Linked DNA regions of Mus musculus: all the other regions are linked to region 3. A link is a loop called in an ENCODE intact Hi-C map of the cell type or tissue named here. Cell type or tissue: left cerebral cortex. All regions are shown on one strand.

The links. A loop is a pair of places that touch in the nucleus more often than their neighbours do. Peaks named below come from ENCODE experiments on the same cell type or tissue, not always from the same donor. Only the 100,000 strongest peaks of a DNase experiment are listed, where the experiment ranks them.
Region 1: it touches region 3 in a loop (12-fold over the local background); 2 of 42 quality-filtered maps call a loop at or near these places.
Region 2: it touches region 3 in a loop (6-fold over the local background); 5 of 42 quality-filtered maps call a loop at or near these places.
Region 4: it touches region 3 in a loop (5-fold over the local background); 2 of 42 quality-filtered maps call a loop at or near these places.

The regions. Positions count from the first base shown.
Region 1 is chr15:93,843,265-93,848,264 of GRCm38, reverse strand. No RefSeq gene overlaps it. Among named protein-coding and RNA genes, the nearest start is that of 9430014N10Rik, 81 kb to the left of the region's middle. In left cerebral cortex, no CTCF peak of the experiment used is centred here; DNase peaks (open chromatin) are centred at 1,272 and 2,216; H3K27ac peaks cover 2,311 bases.
Region 2 is chr15:93,686,579-93,691,578 of GRCm38, reverse strand. All of the region lies in intron 1 of Gm41387 (a long non-coding RNA gene), which reads right to left. Among named protein-coding and RNA genes, the nearest start is that of Gm30339, 17 kb to the left of the region's middle. In left cerebral cortex, no CTCF peak of the experiment used is centred here; DNase peaks (open chromatin) are centred at 244, 720, 1,325 and 2,003; H3K27ac peaks cover 1,407 bases.
Region 3 is chr15:93,607,860-93,612,859 of GRCm38, reverse strand. Gm41385 (a long non-coding RNA gene) reads right to left here and starts at 1,148. Exons shown (of 5, transcript XR_001781750.1): 1 at 498-1,148. In left cerebral cortex, no CTCF peak of the experiment used is centred here; DNase peaks (open chromatin) are centred at 1,824 and 2,333; H3K27ac peaks cover 1,050 bases.
Region 4 is chr15:93,850,382-93,855,381 of GRCm38, reverse strand. No RefSeq gene overlaps it. Among named protein-coding and RNA genes, the nearest start is that of 9430014N10Rik, 74 kb to the left of the region's middle. In left cerebral cortex, no CTCF peak of the experiment used is centred here; DNase peaks (open chromatin) are centred at 1,928 and 3,072; H3K27ac peaks cover 2,064 bases.

The sequences.
Region 1 (5,000 bases), 240 kb before region 3:
AACATATCTCCATAGGTATGTCTTAGTCAGGGTTTTACTGCTGTGAATAGACATTATGACCAAGCCAAGTCTTATAAGGAAAACATTTAATTGGAGCTGGCTTACAGGTTCAGAGGTTCAGTCCATTATCATCATGGCAAGAACATGGCAGCATTCAGGCAAGCATAGTGCAGGAGGAGCTGAGAGTTCTACATCTTCATCTGAAGGCCACTAGAAGAAAACTGTCTCCCATGTGATTAGGAGGAGGGTCTCAAAGCCCAACCCCACAGTGACACACTTCCTCCAACAAGGCCACACCTACTCCAACAAGACCACACCTCCTAATAGTGTCACTCCCTAGGCCATAAATATTCAAACCACTACAAGGTATTTCTGTGAAAAATGTCAGCCAGGCATGGTGGTACACGTCTTTAATCCCAGCACTCAGGAGGCAGAGGCAGGTGGATTTCTGAGTTTGAGGCCAGCCTGGTCTACAGAGTGAGTTCCAGGACAGCCAGGGCTACACAGAGAAACCCTGTCTCAAAAAACCAAACCAAACAAACAAAAAAAGTCACCGAAGTGGATTAGCTGAAAGGAGGAGACCCACACTGAATGTGGGAAACGTCATCCCTCAGGCTATGAACCCGAAAAAATGAAGGGCAAAAAGAAGAAGCAGGTGTCTTCATCTTTTCTGCTCCCTGGCCTCTGATGTGATGGGCTCTACCATACCTTCTCTCATCGGATGATTGATAAACTCTAAAACCTTGGGAGAGAAGATGATACATGGGGAGAATAGAACAGAGAAAAGCAAGGACCAAAGAGATAAAGTAAGGGTATTGATGACATTAGTTCCTAGTCACTGTGACAGAACACTTGGCAAACAATTCACTGAGGAAGGAGGATACAGTTTTGTCCAAGGTTTCTCTGGGTGTCTTGGGTTTCTTCCAGTCATGGCAGCCTTGGGATAGCCTGACCTATTCCATGGCAGCCAGTTTCCTCCAAAGCTAGCATTCCCAAAGACAGGAAGTGGAAGTCTCTGAGACTTGAGTTGGTCATATTCTATTGATAGAATAGTCCCAGGGCCTTGCCTGACGAAAAGGAAGCAGGTACAGATGCAAACCCCATCTCTCAATAAAGAAGCAAAGCAAAGACACCTTTCGTATCTCACAGATGTGTGGGGCATCACCAGCAGAGATGTAGAAAGACAGTCCTAGAACACAGACTGTGGAGATGGCTCCTGGAGATGCACTCAGACTTTCTTTCTCCCAGCTTAGAGTGTAAGGCTCGTAGGCAGGAGGAGGGAGGGCTGGAACTACTTCCTTCCTTTGCTGAAAATGCAAAGTCATTTGTGTAGACCAGAGAGACATCATTTCCTTACAGAAAAGGAAACTGGGACTCTAATTTAACACTTCTCAGCCTGGAGATGCTTTATCTAGGTAGGGATGAGGAAGTCTTGTGGTCAGTAGTCGAAAGGGAGAGTGCTTTGTGACCATTCTTTCTCATTCTTCTGTGTTTACAGACATCCTCTGTAGGTTCTTTATAGTCCCCTCCGCCATACTGGTGAGGGTGTTTGTTCACTGTTGGTATTGTTTACTGTTGACACTGCATACATTTTCTCACCTGAGTTCCCATCAAACTTCGAGCAGCTAAGGTTAAGCAGGCGTCTTCCTACACCCCGCTGCCAGCACACGCCCTTCCCGCTCTGCACCAATAGTTTTTGTTATTGCAAAGTGTGACAACTTCTATGTATAAGTTATATCCTCAAAGGACTTCTCATGTTGAAGCGTCATAAAATAAAGGCAAACACCACAATGTACAAGCAGCAAAGACTACAGTGGTCCAGGAGATGAGCCTAAGATATCAGTTGGCTTTTAGGCGATCACATGATCCTGGGTGATCTCATGAAGGCTATGCAAACACACACACACACACACACACAGAGAGAGAGAGAGAGAGAGTAGTTAGGATACAAATTTAGAAGAGAAAAATATTCTTTAAGCAACTTTTTAAAGACAGGCATATGTTCTAGGGGCGTGACATATGTTGACCATATAAATGAGACAACTAAATCTAAATCTAAGTGTTTCCTTTCTTTCCTGCTTGCCTTAACTGATCTTGCAGCAGAACTGAATCAGCGACCACTGTTGCCTGTCTTAACTCCTCCTACCCAATGTTCCATCATTTTAACCATCATAGCTAATGAGACTTGGACTCTGCTTGGCACTCTCTGCCAGTAAAACGCACCCCTTTCCTGCTCAACCCACCCTCAGGTTTTCCTTAGTGTGAGATCATCCAGAGTGTATCATGGAGAAAGTTATCAGAAGCAGAGGGAGGGACAAGAGCCAGGCTGCCAGCCCCGCTGAGCCGCCCTCACCTCGTCCCACACACTCTCTCTGACTTCACTATTTTGCTGCCGATTCATCTGTCATCTGCTCCTCAGCACCCTCATAAATAACACCAAAGTAAGCTCAATCAGAATTGCTAGCTCACACAGAGGGAACGGCCCGAAGAACAGCCCCATAAATGTGGGACTCCGGAGAGCGAGAACTGAGACCCAAACATTTAAAAATGTCTCTCTCCCAGGTCACAGAGCCAGAGCTCCTGATGCCAACGTGACAAGTTCCAAAGAGAAAGAAGGCTACAGTCCTTTTTCTTTCTAAAGACTTATTTTTCAATTTTTAATCGTGCGTGTATGTGTATGTCTACATGTAGGTATGTGCACATGAGTGTGGGTGTCCCAGAGGCCAGAAGAGCTCATTAGATCCCTGGGAGCTGGATGGTTTTGAACCACCCAGCATGGGTATTGGCAGCCTCACTTGGGGCCTCTACAAGAACAGCTTGTACTCTTCATAGCGGAACTGTGCATCCCTCTCGCCCCTGCCCTCTTAACAAAATGAAAAAATAAATCACAGGAATGCTACTTTAAATAAAGGACTCATCCCACCTCCTTGACTACAAATGGCCTGAGAATATCACAGATTTCTCCAAATTCAAAACAAGGGACCTCCAAGTGGGGATTTTAAATCAAGTCAAGGAAAAGAGGGAGAAGTGCCCAATCATTAGACGAGGAACATGTTGTGTTTTCCAGGGTCTTTCTGACCTACAAGGAATGTTGACCAACTGTTTTGTACATGAAAGTAAATGCTTACTGAAAATTCACTCTAAGAATAAGAAATTTTGTGTGTTTTCCTTCTAGGGTCAAATCCATGCCTTCCATAAATAGGTAATAACAATGCAGATTAAAATGTGTTAAAATTGAAGGATAATGAAACTTTAATGATAAAAATATGGCTTTATTAACATCCAAGCGACAACACTGAACTGCTAAAAAATAGACAGTTCCTCTTTAACCATCAGAGAGGAAACTGGCTTGCAGAATGCCAATTATACAATTAGGAAAACTATAATAATGTTTGCCTGTTTTTGCTTTAATAACTGTGTTATTATTGAAACAAAATAGTACTTATGTTATCCTCACATTGAAGCCAATAAAAATTATAAGGCAGCTGATTTTGTTTAAAATGTCTATTTATTACAGATTTCTTTCTAGATTTAACCACCACAAAAATGATTTTATGGCTATAAATATGGATGACCAGATAATTTAATACCACATTATCTTAGCCAAATCAAATCATAACATATTTGACTTTTATCTTCCACACAGTAATTTCTCTTTAGCTGTTTTTTTTTTTTATTCCCCCAAGCTTTCTTGATATATTCTGACTGGCTGGTTGTCTGGCTTTTGGTCAGTAACCACAATCATACAATGCACAGTGACACTGCAGAATGCATGGGGTCAAAAGCCCTGCAGTTAAGCATAAGACATGTGTGGAGTTAAGGAGTAAGACCAATACAATGAACCGAGGCACAATTGGTTGTGGAAAGCTGATGACGAGCGCATGGCTTGGGTCGAAGTGTAAAACATAAAAAAAGAAAAGAAAAGAAGTTTCTTTACCAGGGTCTGTGATTGAATTAGACTAGGCTAGCCCTACACTGTGGAGCTCACAGGAAAGAGCAAGCTAGCAAGAAAGTCTATTATGCCAGATTATCCTTTCTTCCATCCACCTGGTCTATGATGAGTCCCTAAGAAACAGAGAGCTGACTATAGCAAAGGGTAGAAGGAATCAGGAGGCAGGGCGCTCACTCATGTGGCTCTTCCATGGCCAGTGTCCAGCCCAGTTCAGGGGTGCTGTGTTTCAGTGGCTTGTGGGAGCAATCATAATCTCCATAATCCCCATTTTTTTTAAAGATTTATTTATTTATTATATGTAAGTACACTGTAGCTGTCCTCAGACACATCAGAAGAGGGAGCCAGATCTCATTGAGGATGGTTGTGAGCCACCATGTGGTTGCTGGGAATTGAACTCAGGACCTTCGGAAGAGCAGTCGGGTGCTCTTACCTGCTGAGCCATCTCACCAGCCCCCATAATCCCCATTTTAAAGTGTTATTTGCTACAAAAAAAAAATAGCCCAACTCATTGATTCATGACTGCTCTATAATCTATTCAACCATAATTCTCTGAAAAGTGTCCCCACCTCCACCAGCACTAGATTTTTGTTTCCCAGCATGCCTGTGTCTGAGCCTAGTCCTTCTTTGAAAATCACTCATTATTTAGCTCTCACAATGTCTTGTCTTCTCACGTCTCTAGGTTGGGCCATACCACCGTGTGCCTCACCTGCACACACATGACGCCCCCAAGGCATGTGCCTAGCCAAGACCCCTCCCTGAGCTCTATGATGTCATCTCTGTTTGGACACCTAGAGAATCTGTGGTCCTGTTCTTCCCATCTGATACCCCAACCAAAGATGTTTTGGGTTTGTTTTGTTTTGTTACAATATTTCATGTCTCATTAAATGCCAATGCCTCACACAAGTCACTCTTGACAACATCCATACTTTCATCTTCACCTTTGCATTCAATATGTTGAGAGCACTTTTTCCCCTCTATTTTCTACAGTGCCATGCCATCCAAGGTACCATCACTGGTCACTCTCACTGTTACATTGCCTTTACTGAAG
Region 2 (5,000 bases), 79 kb before region 3:
AGAGCCCATGTCCACATTTTTGGCTTGTTTTCAAGAGTATTGAAAACATAAACTTGAGATGGCTACTTCAGAATTACGTCATTACAAACATTTCAGGGCCGGGTCTCGCGAGCTCTGACTTCCTTGCAAGAGGAGCTGTTGGTTCTTCCGGTCTCTGTTTCTGTGGGAGGTGGAACACTGCTCAGTGGATCCAAGATGCTGAAGAAGAGCTCTGTCTCTCATCCATTGAAATAGATTCAAGCTAATTAGCCATCCTCCGATTCACTTCCTTCCAAAAGTGGGTTGTGAGCTGTGCAACAAAGAATGTCATATTCCACAGGTGGAAAGCCCCTTGCCAGCTCCAAGAATTATGTGGTCACCCTACCGAAACACTTTTACTTACCCCACCCAAAAAAATCATTTTTAAAATTATATGAACTTTTTTCCTCCAGTCATTTATATTTTATTTTATATATTTCCATAACACTGAGGTGTCAGATCTTCCTTGCTCGGCAGTTTTCTAGGACAGCCTTCAAAAGACATTAAGTACATTTTTTTTTAAAGGAAGTAAGTGATGCTGATATTGAGAGTTTTCCTGGTCAATGTGAGACGCTGGCAAGCTTCCACTCTCTGTTCTGCACGATGCTGAATCGATGAGCTCATGTGTTTGGGGTGGGGTTTAACTCTCCCTTCTGTCCCGGGAAGGCTTCTTCCATTCACAGGGCTAGATCTAAAACTGAGACAGCCCATGAGTATGGGCAGCAATACTGAAGAATGTATGAGGGGAAAGTAGGTGGTACTGAACAGGCCCTGTGAGGTAGATGCTGGCTGCATCTGGCTTGAGGGAACAATAGGTCAAAACAGATCAGTTAGACGTCTTCATATAGTTTTCTATCACCCTCCCCCCAGTGTGTGTGTGTGTGTGTGTGTGTGTGTGTGTGTGTGTGTGTGTGTGTCCTCCTTGGATGCCCTAAAGCAATGGGAGAAGCAAATAAACTGAGTGTGACCTAACCAACAAGACGAGCCTGGCTGCTGACGCAAAGGTGACCGAAACCCAGGCAGAGAGCTTCAAGGTAAAGGAAAACAGGATGAAAATGGACCCATGGACTCTTCTAGATTCCAGACAGGATGTTTCAAAATCAGAGGGAAAGAGCCCATGAAAGACAGAAACTATAAAAAGAAACCATCTCAAGAATCGCTAAAAATTACAGTCTCTGCTTAAAAAAAAAAAAAAAAAACACTACGGAGAGATCTGGGTGAGAAGAAGAAGGAAGGCGTGGGTTAGGAGCTGTGATTGCACAGCCTGCTTGCTGATGGGGATCCAATTTTAGAATCCGAATGTGAACGCTGCCGCAGACTCTGACTCTCCTTGCCTGGGAGCTTGCCTCTGCCACCCACATCTGCACCCTATGCAAGGCCAAGGGCTGTGACCTACAGAGCTCTTACTCTGTGTCAAGGCAGGATCCTAGATCCTTTCAACACAGCCTTTACTCTTCACCGTGACTCAGCCAACAAAGTGTCGCTGCCTCGTCTAGTGTTAGCAGCTGAGGCTCAGAAAGATTAAATAAATAAATCGTGAAGCTAATAACAGGCAGGCAGGGCTGGGATGGACTCCAATGAGTTCGAGTTGTGATGCCAATCCGGGATGGAGGTATAATGGGAAAATAAGAATATAGTATGACATCAGCAGAAGTATGACATCAGCAGAAGTATGACATCAATGGAGGCATGACATCAGCGGAGATATGACGTCAGCAGAGGTATGACATCAGCAGAGGTATGATATCACCCAGAAGACAGCAACAAGGATGAAAGTAGATAGTGTATTTGAATTCTGTATCTCTTTCCTACATGTCTAGTCTACATTGTACAGATGTACAATACATTATCTACAGAACACATTATCTCACCTAATCCTCACCACCCTACACAGTAGGAACTCATGTCTTTTGATACAGGCAGAGAGCTTTGAGCCAGCGCTCTTCTAAAATGAGCTACTACACTTTAGAAAACATAGTAGTGCTGGCCAATTGCTCCTCACTCCACAAAGAAGCACTAACCACTTCCTGGGAGCTCCGCACTTGGGACATGCGGGAGCGAAAATCAGTGATGCAGACAAGTGAACATCCCTGCTCTCACAGAACTTAAACTCTCCTGGCATGAGGAGATAGAAACAAACAATCCTGTGAGTTAGATGTGGTGATAAGTAATCCTGGGGAAAGAAAGGAGACGGAGAAGACAAGTATAGAGCAAGATGGGCTGCTATGGAAGGCTTCCTGGACACGTGTGGATGCGGACTTTAATGAAGTACCCGCGTGAGCATTTGCAGCCTAGGAACAGCAAGTGCAATGGTCCTGGGGCAGCCCAACGTGAGGTAAGGTAGTAGAAGAGGAAGCCAGAGAGTAACCTGGGGCAGAAATAAAAACAATTGATTACTCAGTCACTGGACTTTGGATGTGAGCCACCTTAGAGCCTTGGTGGGGTGGGGATGTGGGAGCTGACTTAAAAACGAAGACTTTGACTACAGATGGCATGTTCAAGAGGTATTCTGAGGAAGGAAGCCAAAAAAAGCAGTAACTGAAGAAGGAGAAGGGTCTTTGGAGACTGTGTTGAGAAGAAAAAAATGGTAACTAGGTTCAAATAGGAATAATCCAGTAGTTTAGCATCGTTGGCTGATAGGGGACGTGCCTCCACAATGTCCATGAAGTGGCATGCCTGAGTCATGACTGTAGTCGCCAAAGGCCCAGCACGTGGACCAGGCACATATGGGCAGCACCGCACTTCTCAGATTATGGTCATTTCCTCCAGGAAGTGCAAAGGTTCAGCCCAGACTACTTATGAGAGTGAAGGTAAGCATTTAGCGAAGGAAAAAAGGAGACAATCGTCCCCCAGGAAGATCAAAAGGCGCACGCAGTTAAGAGGGGAGGAGAGGGGAAAGACAAAACTGGACCCAGTGGGCATCAGTGGTTGTGGATTCCAGCTGAGAACAAGAGTGGTCCAGAGGCCACCCTTAGGCATGCTCAGTCAACAGCAGAGCAATGGGCAGGGAGAAGAGAAGAGCAAGGGAAGACATACACAGACTAGACTTAATGATGATTCTAACAGTGAGAGAGATAGTGAGAGGTACAATGGACAGAGACCATGGGGAGGCTGGCAGAGAGCAGGTACTATGAGAGACCGGCATAATCTCGCCTCTAGTTTGAGCTGGATAGAGGAAAACCAGTGATCCTTTGAGAGGGCTGGGGGTGGGCAGAAAGAAGTAAGTCTTCCTGAGGTCAAGGAAGGAAGAGGAGATTGACTGAAGAGAATGTTCCAGTTGTCCTTAAATTCAAAAAGGCCAGGGAAATACTTTGAAAGAAGGCACCAGGGAATTAGAGTCTGCCCATAAAGTTGGCCTCATCCTGATCTTCATTTGGTGAATGGTGTGAGGGAGGTAGCCCTGCTGAACCCAGGGCAGCAGACACAACTCCCCAGTATTAAGGTCAGGCTGCCATTAATAGGACCCTGTGGAATTCTACCTGACTCTCTTGGCCATGGATGGAGGCCTTCTCCGTGCCAGTGGAGGAGGGTGGTCCCTCTCCTTTGAAATCTAACATAAAACTAATAGGCCCCCAAGAGAGCTTACTTCAAGGATAGAGGTAATCTCTACCTTGTCCAATGGAGGATCTACTAGCACACGTCTGACCCCAACCACAACCGGCACATTTTTTGATCATTTTCTTATCACTAATATGAGACTTCTTATTTATCCACCCAAGAAAATCATTTTCAACTGGGAGATCATAGAATGAATCAAACAGAACGGGTTAAAATCCCAAGGGAGCAAACACTTCTCCTTAAATAACTGAGGTCTACATTTCCCAGAAAAAAAATGACTGGAGGTAATAATTAGAAAGGGGCTTGTGGTATCATGGACCTTCGGGATGTTCTAGAAGATATAGCAGAGTGGTATCTGTACCTCCTGAAGAAACTATTCCATAGCACTGGCTCCCTATGAAACATCAAAGGAACCTATCTGTGGACCACTTTTCCACTACTTTGTAAATACTCTGTGATATGGAGAGGACACTGACTCCCCGACAGAAAACATCTACCCCCCCCCCCCAAACAGTGGCCAAGGGACCCTCACAGAAGGTAAACTGCAGTTGTGGGAAGATGTGTGTTTGGTTTGGACCAGGACAAGGGATTGAGGTGTGTATTTTTCATATCAAAGCAGGCATGGCTTCCAAGTTCTCCCAGCATCCCTCAGTCTCTATCTGGCATACCCTGCCCCCAACTTTGAACTTCCCAGCCCTGGGGTTGGGCTGTCCTTTCCCCAAAGGCTCTTCCCTATATAACCCAGACACTGGTCTCCCTCTTTTTCTTCTTTTCTTTGTCTGCACATGTGCCCTTTCTCCTTTCTCTCTTTCTTCCCCTCACCACCCCCCCATCTCCCTCCCCATGGCAAATTCCTTGGCCTCCTTCCTTGTGGCCAGCAAACTCACCCACTGGAGAGCAACTTCCCAATAAACCTATCTTTAATATAATCTACTCTGGCTTGAACTGTCTCATTTCTCCAGCAGAAAAATAACCTATCAAATGTGAGCAGTGCAGAGGTTGTACTGATTGACCCTGTGAGCAAAGAAACAGAGGCATCCACAGATTAGAAAAAAATTCAGGCTGGAACACCAGAGAGAGAGAGCATTCTCTGTCCCCATCACTGTGTGTGTGGGATACGGGAGACATAAAGGAGAGAATAAAAACCACTTCTGCCAAATGCTTCATTGAGAGAGATAAAGCCATCACTTATTTTCCCAGTGGAGTTTATTCCTGTTGCTGCAACAGCCCCCCTACAGTGCTTTCCCGGGAGGCTCCCACTGAGACACTGGAGCTAAAAGTTGTCCTTTAGCAAATAGAAGCCACTGGGGGGTGGGGGGGACACGACACGGAGTGTGGAAATCTCCTACAGAGAAGTGCCAGAAAGAAGCAGGGGCGAATCTCCACAACCTCCTGGCCCCAGGGAGCCTCGGTTCTAAAAATAG
Region 3 (5,000 bases):
AGCAGCAAGTTATTTTGTAATAATGAAAATACAAGAATATTTGTGTTTGAAACATAATGGTGTCTGAGTAAGTCACACCACAAGTGGCATATAAATTATCTGTGTCAGAAGAGGGAAAGGAAATGCTGATTTTCGAAACAACTTTCAAAGTCCTCCCTTCCGTCTTTGCGATGCAAAACAATGGTGATATACACACTTCAAAACACCCTGAGTCGTATTTCAGAGATAAATGATCTCTGGCTCCCACCAAGAGTTCGCGTCCTGGGAAAGGATCTGATTCCAGGTTTCATCTGCCGGAGAGGACCAGGCTCTAGGTGAAACTTCCAAGTGTGACTCATCACCTCTTAAAAGCTGATTCTAGGGCACAGTGAAAGCACCTGAGGTCACAGCAGTTGGCATTAGCAAGCAGGAGGATCAGAAACAGAAGGTCAGCCTTAGCTGCAATAGCAAATCCAAGGCTAGACCTGGAGTGCAAGAAACCCCGTCTCAAAACTCACATAGATGCGCTCCTGGCGTTTCCGGCCGTGGCCATATCATGCTCATCATTGGTTAGTCTCCGCTCAGGGCTCTGCTTGCTGTAAACTTCCCAGAAAGGAACAAAGGAACGGTCCAGTTTCCCAACCGTTTGTATACACCTCTGTCCTTTTGTCTGTTGCTTTGCCCTGCTTTTTGCAGCCGCGTCTGGATACAGAGATGCTTGAAGTCGTCTTTCCATTAAAAAGCCACTCACTCGCTCTGGTCACAAAGAGGGGCAGATGGATGACTTTATCCCAAAGCCCAAGTGCAGGAGCAGAGGGCTAGAAGGGGAGAAGAGAGCGCCAGACGCTCATTACAACTCTCCCACCTCCTTCTTAGCGCGGTGCCGCTCTCTCCGTTCATGAGTATAAAACGGCTGCCCAGGGTCCCCAAGATCAAATATTACGTTTTTTAAAGAGATACAGAATCCACACTTCCAAACCCAAGGAGAGAATTCTAATGGGCCCAGATGCATATCCTTAACATACAGGAAGTGTTGGATCCTATTCCTTCTAAGCTGCTGGGAGCCAACCATGATGAGCAAAGCATTCTGGGTAATGAGTAGCTGGTGACCCACTGGAAGACAGGATAATAGTGACTCCTCTGTGACTGAACCAGAAACTAAGTGGGAGTGGGTGAGATCACAAGCAAAATACCAGCGCCATGTTAGCCGAGAGGGAAGCAGGGAGGGAGGAGGGGGAGGGGGAGAGGGAGAACAACATGGATGTTTAAAGGGGGAGATGAACATCAGGTAAGGGTCTGAAAAGAGAGAGAATCTGAACAAGAGAAGAATAGTAGAGGAATACATTTGACACAAGAGAAGAAAAAGCGTTGTATGGAGGGGAATAGGGAGAAAAATATAGAAGATAAGAAAATACTTAAGGAATAATAAATTCTTTTATTGATGATTATTATATATTTATTTTAATTTATGTAAAAAATTGTTTAAGGTTATTTGTGAGAGACAAAGCCTGAATAATTGAATATGCAGAATACAGGCCTGATTTTTTAAAAAAGGCCCAGGGCAGGTGTAGTGGCCTTGGAAACGGCTCTTTCTACCTGTTTTGGAAGCTGACCCTGCTGAGTTACAGCTCTTAAAGTAAGTCCTCTTAAGCTCTCGCTCTCTGATCATTGTCGTCACAAACATTCTGGGGGGTTGGGTCGGGTTGTGGGAAGAGGAGGCTTGGCTGACCGGGCTGCGGGCAAAGCCTGTGTCATCGTTGGAATGAGCGTCACCGCAATCTGCTTCTTTGGCTGTTGTTCCTTCTCTGCCTAAAGCAAGGAACGGTTTAAAACCAGGCTCTCAGGGGAAAGACAGATCCTCTCCTTAACATCTCCCAGACTCGGAGTCCAGCGCCCTGGGTGTTGTAAAGTTCCTGTGTGTCTGTTACATATCACCACAGCCACCGTGTCTCCTAAATATAAACGGTATGTTGAGAAAATGAAGCGTCGTTGCAGAAGTGAACCGAGCATGATGAACCGCTCAAAGCAGGAAGCCCGTATTAGCAGGGCTGGGAGAGCATCCCAGCCTTGGGCCCAAGGGCCATAGCTCAGCTGGAAAGCCGTGAAACCGGAGTAGAACGCTGTTTTGAAGAATGAGAGGCCCCAGGGTGTCTCTAGGCACCAACATAAAGGCTCTGAGCATGCGTTTAACATACATGAAACATAGTCCCATCCTCGAATATTCATGTCTAAAATTAGAGCCCCCGAACAAAAAGTCAGCAGCCAGCAAGCAACGTTTGGATTTAGCTCCGAACTAGTTTGCCAGGTCTCCCACATACACCACAGCCCACTCCCGGGACTCTGGAACACGGATGTGTCACTTTCTCCCCATCTGTCCCAGAACACTCGTCCTCCACGGAAACAGGGCAATAGCAACACAATCCCCGCTCTCTTCTCCGCCTCCGGCCTCCACTCACAGACAACAGGAGAGAAGAGAGAGGGATTGTGGGAACGGAGCAAGCCTGAGCTCACTGAATGCCTGATGTGCGTGGAGTAACGGACTTCGACGCCAAAGCAGAAGCATACAAATGACAAGCGAGATCATTCGGTAATGCAAAACACATTCACTGTGGACACTCCCCGTGGAGGGAGATGAGCTTTGCGAGTTGACTGGAATTCTTGCCAAAGAATTTTCCGGAAGACCATTTATCTCCAAACCTTGGGGCTCTTAGCGGTTGTCATCCTCACCCTCCTTGGTAGAGTTTATGGCCATGAAATTTAAGAGTGCTCTTTAAGAATCATCCGTCCTTCCTTCCGTCAGTCTCTCATTAATTTATCAACACTTTTGGGGGTTCGTTCAGGTCTCCAGCACTGTAGAGGTGGAAGGTAGAGTAACTGCTAAGATTCACAATCCCAAATCTTATGTAATGGCATAGCTTAAGATTGTGCCATATACCTATCAGTGAATTCATTATGTGGTTGGTTTTAATCTAAAAGAAAACAAAAAAAAATCAAATTGCACTCAGTAAAAAAAAAAAAAAAAAAAAAAAAAGATCGGCAGTTACCTAGCAATTTTATTCACATCGATCGATAATATTTATGGCACTAATTTTAAAAGTGCAATTTGGTGATGGTCTGATAACTAATGCTACTTACATAAACAAATGATCAAATATCTTTACTCAAGAAAAGTCTTCCGAGTTACCTCCCCTCCCCCCATCGACATGGAGCCATTGAACCAAGGCCAGCCAATATATCCCTTCCCTGTGGAGCCTGCAGTGTGGAGGGAAAGGTGTGAATGTATGTGAGTGTAAACAGGGTTAAAGGTCATGACACCCTCACAGGGAAAGGCTGAAAGCGATTCCTGGGTGGCCCCTCCTCTTGGAGAGGAGTACTGAGGCCAAAGGGAGACTGAATTGGTTTACCTCTAAGCTAAACACCTCGTTTGAGTTTCTGCATGGAGGAATTGAATAATGGCAGCAAAGCAGAGAACGAAGGAGGCGGAGGCCTCCATGTACAGCAGTTGCTGTATAGCTAAGTGACTTCTCATTTCTGAGTGGCTGGTGGAATTAAAGGAAGAAAATGTGATAAGAGAGCAGATACTTGCATGGTGGTTTGAGCATGCTTTGCCCAAGAAGTAACATTATTAGGAAATATAACCTTGTTGGAGTAGGTATTAGCCTTATTGGAGTAGGTAGGGCCTTGTTGGAGGAAGTGTGTCACTGTGGGGGTGGACTTTGAGACCCTCTGTCCTAACCACATGGAAGACCGTCTTCTCCTAGTGACCTTCAGATGAAGATGTAGAACTCTCAACTCCTCCTGCACCATGCCTGCCTGGATGCTGCCATGCTTCCTCCTTGATGATTATGGACTGAACCTCTGAATCTGTAAGCCAACCTCAAGAAAATGTCCTTATAAGAGTTGCCTTAGTCATGGTGTCTGTTCACAGCAGTAAAATCCTAACTAAGACTACTTGTTACCATATTAAGTCCGGCAGCTACAGAATACAGCACTATTGTTGCTCTACTGCAATTGCCAAATACTTGAAGAGTCTTCATTGAGAGTTACTGAATCCCCAGCACCAACTACAGCACTGGGGACCTAGGAGGCTGTGATGGTTTGTATATGCTTAGCCTAGGGAGTGGCACTATTAGGAGGTGTGGCCTTGTTGAAGTAGGTGTGTCACTGTGGGTATGGGCTTTAATACCCTTGTCCTAGCTGCCTGGAAGTCAGTATTCTGCTAGCAGCCTTCAGATAAAGATGTAGAATTCTCAGCTCCTCCTGCACCATGCCTGCCTGGATGCTGCCACACTCCCACCTTGATGATAATGGACTGAACCTCTGAACCTGAAAGCCAGCCCCAATTAAATGTTGTCCTTATAAGAGTTGCCTTGGTCATGGTGTCTGCTCACAGAAGTAAAACCCTAAAACATAGGCCATCCAAAAGCATTTGATAAATGAATGAACGACTAAAGGAAAGGAGTTCTTAGATAAAGAGCACATTTGAATTTCATGAACTCAGACGAGCAATGTGCCGCTGTACCTCCTGCCTTGGGGTTTTGACACCCAGAGCTATATTGAATACAGTCAGGACTCAGTCACGTCTCCTTCCCTGGGAAAAACAGCTCCAGAACCCAAAATCTTTTTACAAAAATACTCTGAGAAAATAGTGGAGAAGCATCAAGAATTAGATAAACAGTATTTATCGCCATGCAAGTTTATTACAAAAAAATAATTAACATTAAATGAGAGAAGAAATGTCTTCATCTTAAGTGAAGAGCAAATTTCATTTGTCCGGTATGATCATTTTGTGAAAATTCAAAGGACAGTTTTTTTGTGCTTTTTAAATATTTCTCTAAGATTCTTATGATAAGGGCCCAGGAGGAGGCTCACAATAGGTAAAACTGATTGCTGAACAAGCCAGACATCCCAAGTTCAATCCCTGAAACATAAGTAAAAAGTTGGATGTGGGGGTCCTTCTTCTGTAATTCCAGCACCCCTAAGAGGACATGGAAGATGGAGATATAATTAGTATATATTAC
Region 4 (5,000 bases), 240 kb before region 3:
CCTACACAGGCAAGGCACTGTCCTACAAAGAGACTTCAAGGATGATGTAGGCAACTTAGTAAGGCTGTCTCAGAGCAAAAGTAACAAAGAAGCTAGAGGTGCAACTCAGTAGCAAGGGCTTGCTTGGCTCCATATTCAGGACTCTAGGTTCAATCTCAAAAGAGGGAAAGAGAGAGGGAGATACTGAGGGATGGAGAGATGGAGCAAGGGAGAAAGTGAGGCACAGAAACAGAGATGGATCTAAAGCTTAAAGGAAGTGACAACTTTAAAGCACTCAGTCCAAAGCCAGACACATATTGGATGCCTCTGATGTTTTCTGTGTCTGTGTCCTGGAGAACAGCAACAATGGATGATGCACTCAAGATCCCGTGTCTTCTCACTAAGCCAGAAAATTGGAGGTTTGAAAGAAAGGAGAGGTGGTTCTTACTCCCTACATCCATATCCCCATTGGTGGTAGTTTGAATTAGAATGCCACCATATTTGAATAATTAGTCACCAGTAATTCCATCTCTTTGAAATGATTAGAAGGACAGTGGAGTTGTCTCTGGAGGTGAGCTTTAGATTTGAGCTAATTCTCCAACACCATCTCTGCCTGCATGCCCCCATGCTTCCTACCATGATAATAATGGACTGAACCTCTGAAATTGTAAACAAGCCCCCAATTCACTGTCTTCTTTTATAAGAGTTGCTGTAGTCATGGTGTCTCTTTGCAACAGTACAACAGTGACTAAGATAGCAATTCTGTCCTCTGCCCCTCTACTAGCTTTGGCTTATAGATGGCCATGTGCTGTCCCTGACTTGCAGTAAATGTTCCCAGGCCTCAAATTTTGCTCATTTTAAGTAACAACTCTACCCCTAATTGTAGCAACCAGTTTCTCCAGTGAATTCTCAGTTTCATCACAAAAATCCCACATCCCAGCAAACTTCCCAAACTTAGGGAAACAAGGATGATTATTCCCGATATACAGAGCAAAATGTAATCAGTAACTCCTGTAGGCCTTTCAGAAGCTATGGGATCTTCAACAAGTGTTATCCTTTTTTTATGTTTTGAACTAAACATATGCATACAAACACACACACACAAGGCCAGAGTTCTAAAAACTGGAAATGTCTTCTAGGCCAAACTGCAATTGTAGAATCTTGAACAAATTAACCTTTCTGATCTTGGCTAGGTCCTTTGTAGACTAGTTAATTTAACTGTCAGTGCTCTGGAGTTGCCTACTACTGGAACACTAAGCCACATTCATTTCCTTAAGCCTCCCAAGTTCTAAGCCAGAGAGAGAGAGAGAGAGAGAGAGAGAGAGAGAGAGAGAGAGAGAGAGAGAGAGAGAGAGAGAGAGAGAGAGATTGAAAAAGATAATAATTTTCCATGTATTGCCTGAATTCCTGGTTGCCAGCAGGCACTATCTGAAAATTCCCTGATCAGTCATCTATAATTTCTATTTTGATTGACAAATGCAGTTTTACATCCAGCTATTTCCCTGGTATCTTAACCTCTGGTACTTAGAAATGTTAGAACTTTTGCAGGTGTGACTACCAAGGTCAGAGTGAAGCCATCTGAGATTTAGTCTAGTTCCTGAGCCTAGTGACCTCTATCCTTATAAGGAAAACATGTATCCCTCTTGACCTGGGTCTGAGAGTTCTTACATCCAAGATACAAAGGGAACGGTATACAAAGAAGGAGGCAGAGATGAGAGAGCAATCATGATCCAGGGAACCACGGAGCCATCAGAAGCTGGGTAAGACAAGGAAGGGTTCTTCCTCAGCTCTAGAAGGTAATGTTGTTCTGCTGAAAGCTTAATGTAGGATTTGTACATCCAGTGCTCCGAGAGAATACATTTGTGCTATTTTAAGCCTCCAAGTTTATGGTGATTTATTATAGCAGCCACAGGAATTAACAGGCTCTTTCTTAGTTTTCAGGACAGCTCTCATTTTCCACTCCCCTCCCACACAGTCAGTCTCTCCGGCTTCACTGACTCTGCTCTTCTTAATCCCATAATGGAGAGTTCCTGCAAAACTTTGTTCTTCGCCAATGTTACACAGCCTGGACAGTTCTCCTGAGTTACACAATGCCTTGCAACACTACCAGATCTACAGTGGGAGATACTGCCTAAGACTCTTGTCTTCTATGAGAAGCCAGGCATCTCTTGCTGGATCTTCTACAGTCAGTCAATCTGAGTATGTCAAAAGCCAAAGTCAGGACTGGACTCCACAGATTTCCTTACCTCGGCCACTGTCCTCAACCTTCCTGACACTGTGGCCCTTTAATACAGTTCTTCAGATTGTGGTGACCCCCCCAACCATAAAATTATTTTTGTGGCTACTTTATAACTGTGATTTTTGCTACAGTTATGAATCGTAATGTAAATATTTAGTTTTTTTTTCCCAAAGGTCTTAGGTGACCCCTGTGAAAGTGTCATTTGACCCAGAGGAGTCAAAACCCACAGGTTGAGAATCGTTCATCAAAGTCAACCTCATCTGTCTACCATACAAGCCCAGAAGACAGCATCCTCATTGCTGTCAGGTCTCTATTGGGGATGTTTCTTCAACACACCTCACTTTTCCATCCTCAGAGCCGTGGGATTCACTGTGGTCCCTAGGTCTAGAGGCTGGAATCCTTCACTATTTTCGACATTCACAACTGCTGTTGATTCTGCCCACAATGATGTGACACTCACAGAGGCAACCGCAACTCCTCTTCTCAAAACTCCCCTCCAAAGTTAACCTTGAAAACTCAAACTCCTCTTCTTTCTTGCCATCCAGTGTTGACGTTTTTGCTGGAATCCTATGGCCCAAAAGTGGCTCTTAACCACTTTGCTCCATGGTATTAAACAGAGAATGATCTATACCAGGGCTCACAGGACTACACAAGTCATTGTAGCCTTGTCCCTCTTTCCCCCCAAAAGAACACATCCACACATAAGTAAGGTTTCAGGGAAAGTTTTCTCCACTGTAGTTCTGCTATTCGGTTTTACCTGTGGTGCCCTTTGCAGCCACTGTAGCTGCATCATGCTCATTAAGATTCTCCTTCAAGGGTGCCTTCTCCAATCCCACTCCGAGCCTCCCCCAGACAAGCTGTTTTGGCTCCATCCTATGCAGAGCTCTACGCACAGACAATTAACAACCTAGTTGGCTTAAAACAACAGAACCTTGTGTGGTCCGAGATAGAAATGGCAGTTGTCAAAAATCAAGGGGCCAGTATGCTCAGCTTTTTCAATAGGCCCTTGACTTTCTCCTTGATGGTTTCCAGTTTCTTTGCATGGTTTGCCCTCTTCCCAGTTTGAGACCATCTCACTGTGCAGCGTGAGCATCTAACTTGAAGTCTTCCTGCCGTAGACCGCTCAATTCTGGGATTACATGTGCCTGCAGCCATACTTGGTTAATCCTAGCTTTTATTATTATTCTATTCCCCCAAACCAATGAATACTGATAAATAATACGAATAACTTTAATATGCTTTGGTTTGGGGTACAGCCACAATCTCTGACCCCATGCTCACATAGCCTTCTTTCTCTGTGCCCTGTGTCTCAAATTTCCCTTCTTTTTCTTCTAAAAGGATTCAACTGGTAGTTTAAGGCTTACCCTGAATTCAGGGTGAGCTCATCAGGGGGATATTTACCTTAGTTACTTTTGTAAAAGTCTTACTTCTAAACATGTCTGCCTTCACAGGCTTAAGCGGGCTTAGGTAGTCCTGTTAGACATAGACTGTTGGAGGTGATTCAATCCACTGTCATGTATCTCCACTAGTCTATGTAATAATGTTGTTCCTGCACCTACCTCCTTAACCAAATTATAGTTCCTTAGAAACAAGAACTATTTTCTATAATTTCTTTTCTTGCCTACACTCCACAGTTTACGATAGCTCTAGCACCTAATAAGTGTTCAAGAAATGTGATGGTGAAGAAACGAAAAAAAAAATTAGTACGTTCCAAGAAAACTTGGCTATTTCCTTTCCATGAAGCTCTTCTCAGCCCTGAGACTTCCAAGAACCTTCCATACCGCTACTCTTAATAAAAACCAAAGCCAAGTCCCCATCTATAGATCACAGGGAGTGAGGCTGAAAGTCTCCTGTCTGATCACCGAGCTGAAGTCTTGACATCTTTCTCCTGAATGGTTAGAATGTGGAAACAGGCAGAGAAGGATCGTCCCTGCTTTGATAGGTTCTTAAAATCTGCTTCCATGATGGCATTCCCTCATAGCACTTATTCAGAAACAAGCAAAAACAACAACAAAAGCTAGCCTGGGTCATCCCTCACCCACGATAGAGTTCCCAGGTCCTCGACCCGCTGCCAGCCATGCAGGGGCCCCAGGAAGTTCTTTCCAATTTCCTCTCTCCTCTTGGAAACTGAACACGGCTCAAAAGGCAGAAATCTACAGCTCTTGGCCTAAGGCAGAGCGTCAAGCTTTCTGAGTGCTCCTCTGTGTGTTTCTGAAGTTCAAAGATAAGCATCAATCTAACTCTCAAACGAAAAGCAGTGGATCCCCGGATTAATTACCCTGAGAATTTCCATTTACAACTATATAGCTAGTAATTATCCATGTCTTCCCTCTTAACTCGGGACTTTCAAACTACTTAACAAAGGCCGAAAAGTACAATTGTGTCTCACCATTGCACGATTAAGTTTCATTTTTTTTAATCCCAGAAAGAAGTCAAAACAAACAGGAGTGGGGAGAGAGAGACACCTCTAAGCCATGCATAGTTAAGGATTTGGTTTCAGATCGATGTTAAAAGGCAGAGATAATTAAAAACATCATATGACTTGTGTACAACATAAAGGCTGTGCCGCTAACTGAAACCATAACTGACCTAATTCTGCTGAATGTTCCAAGGAAAATGACAGACATGCACAGAACGAAATGTAACACGAGCAGCGGATGGGCCATATTTTCCCCTTCAGCTTCAGAATATTTCTCAGCCCAGGGACTATGCCAGCATGTCACTCTGGAGTGTGCAGACCCTCAGAGGGCCAGCAAAGGGTTTCTACACATCAGAAAGCCCA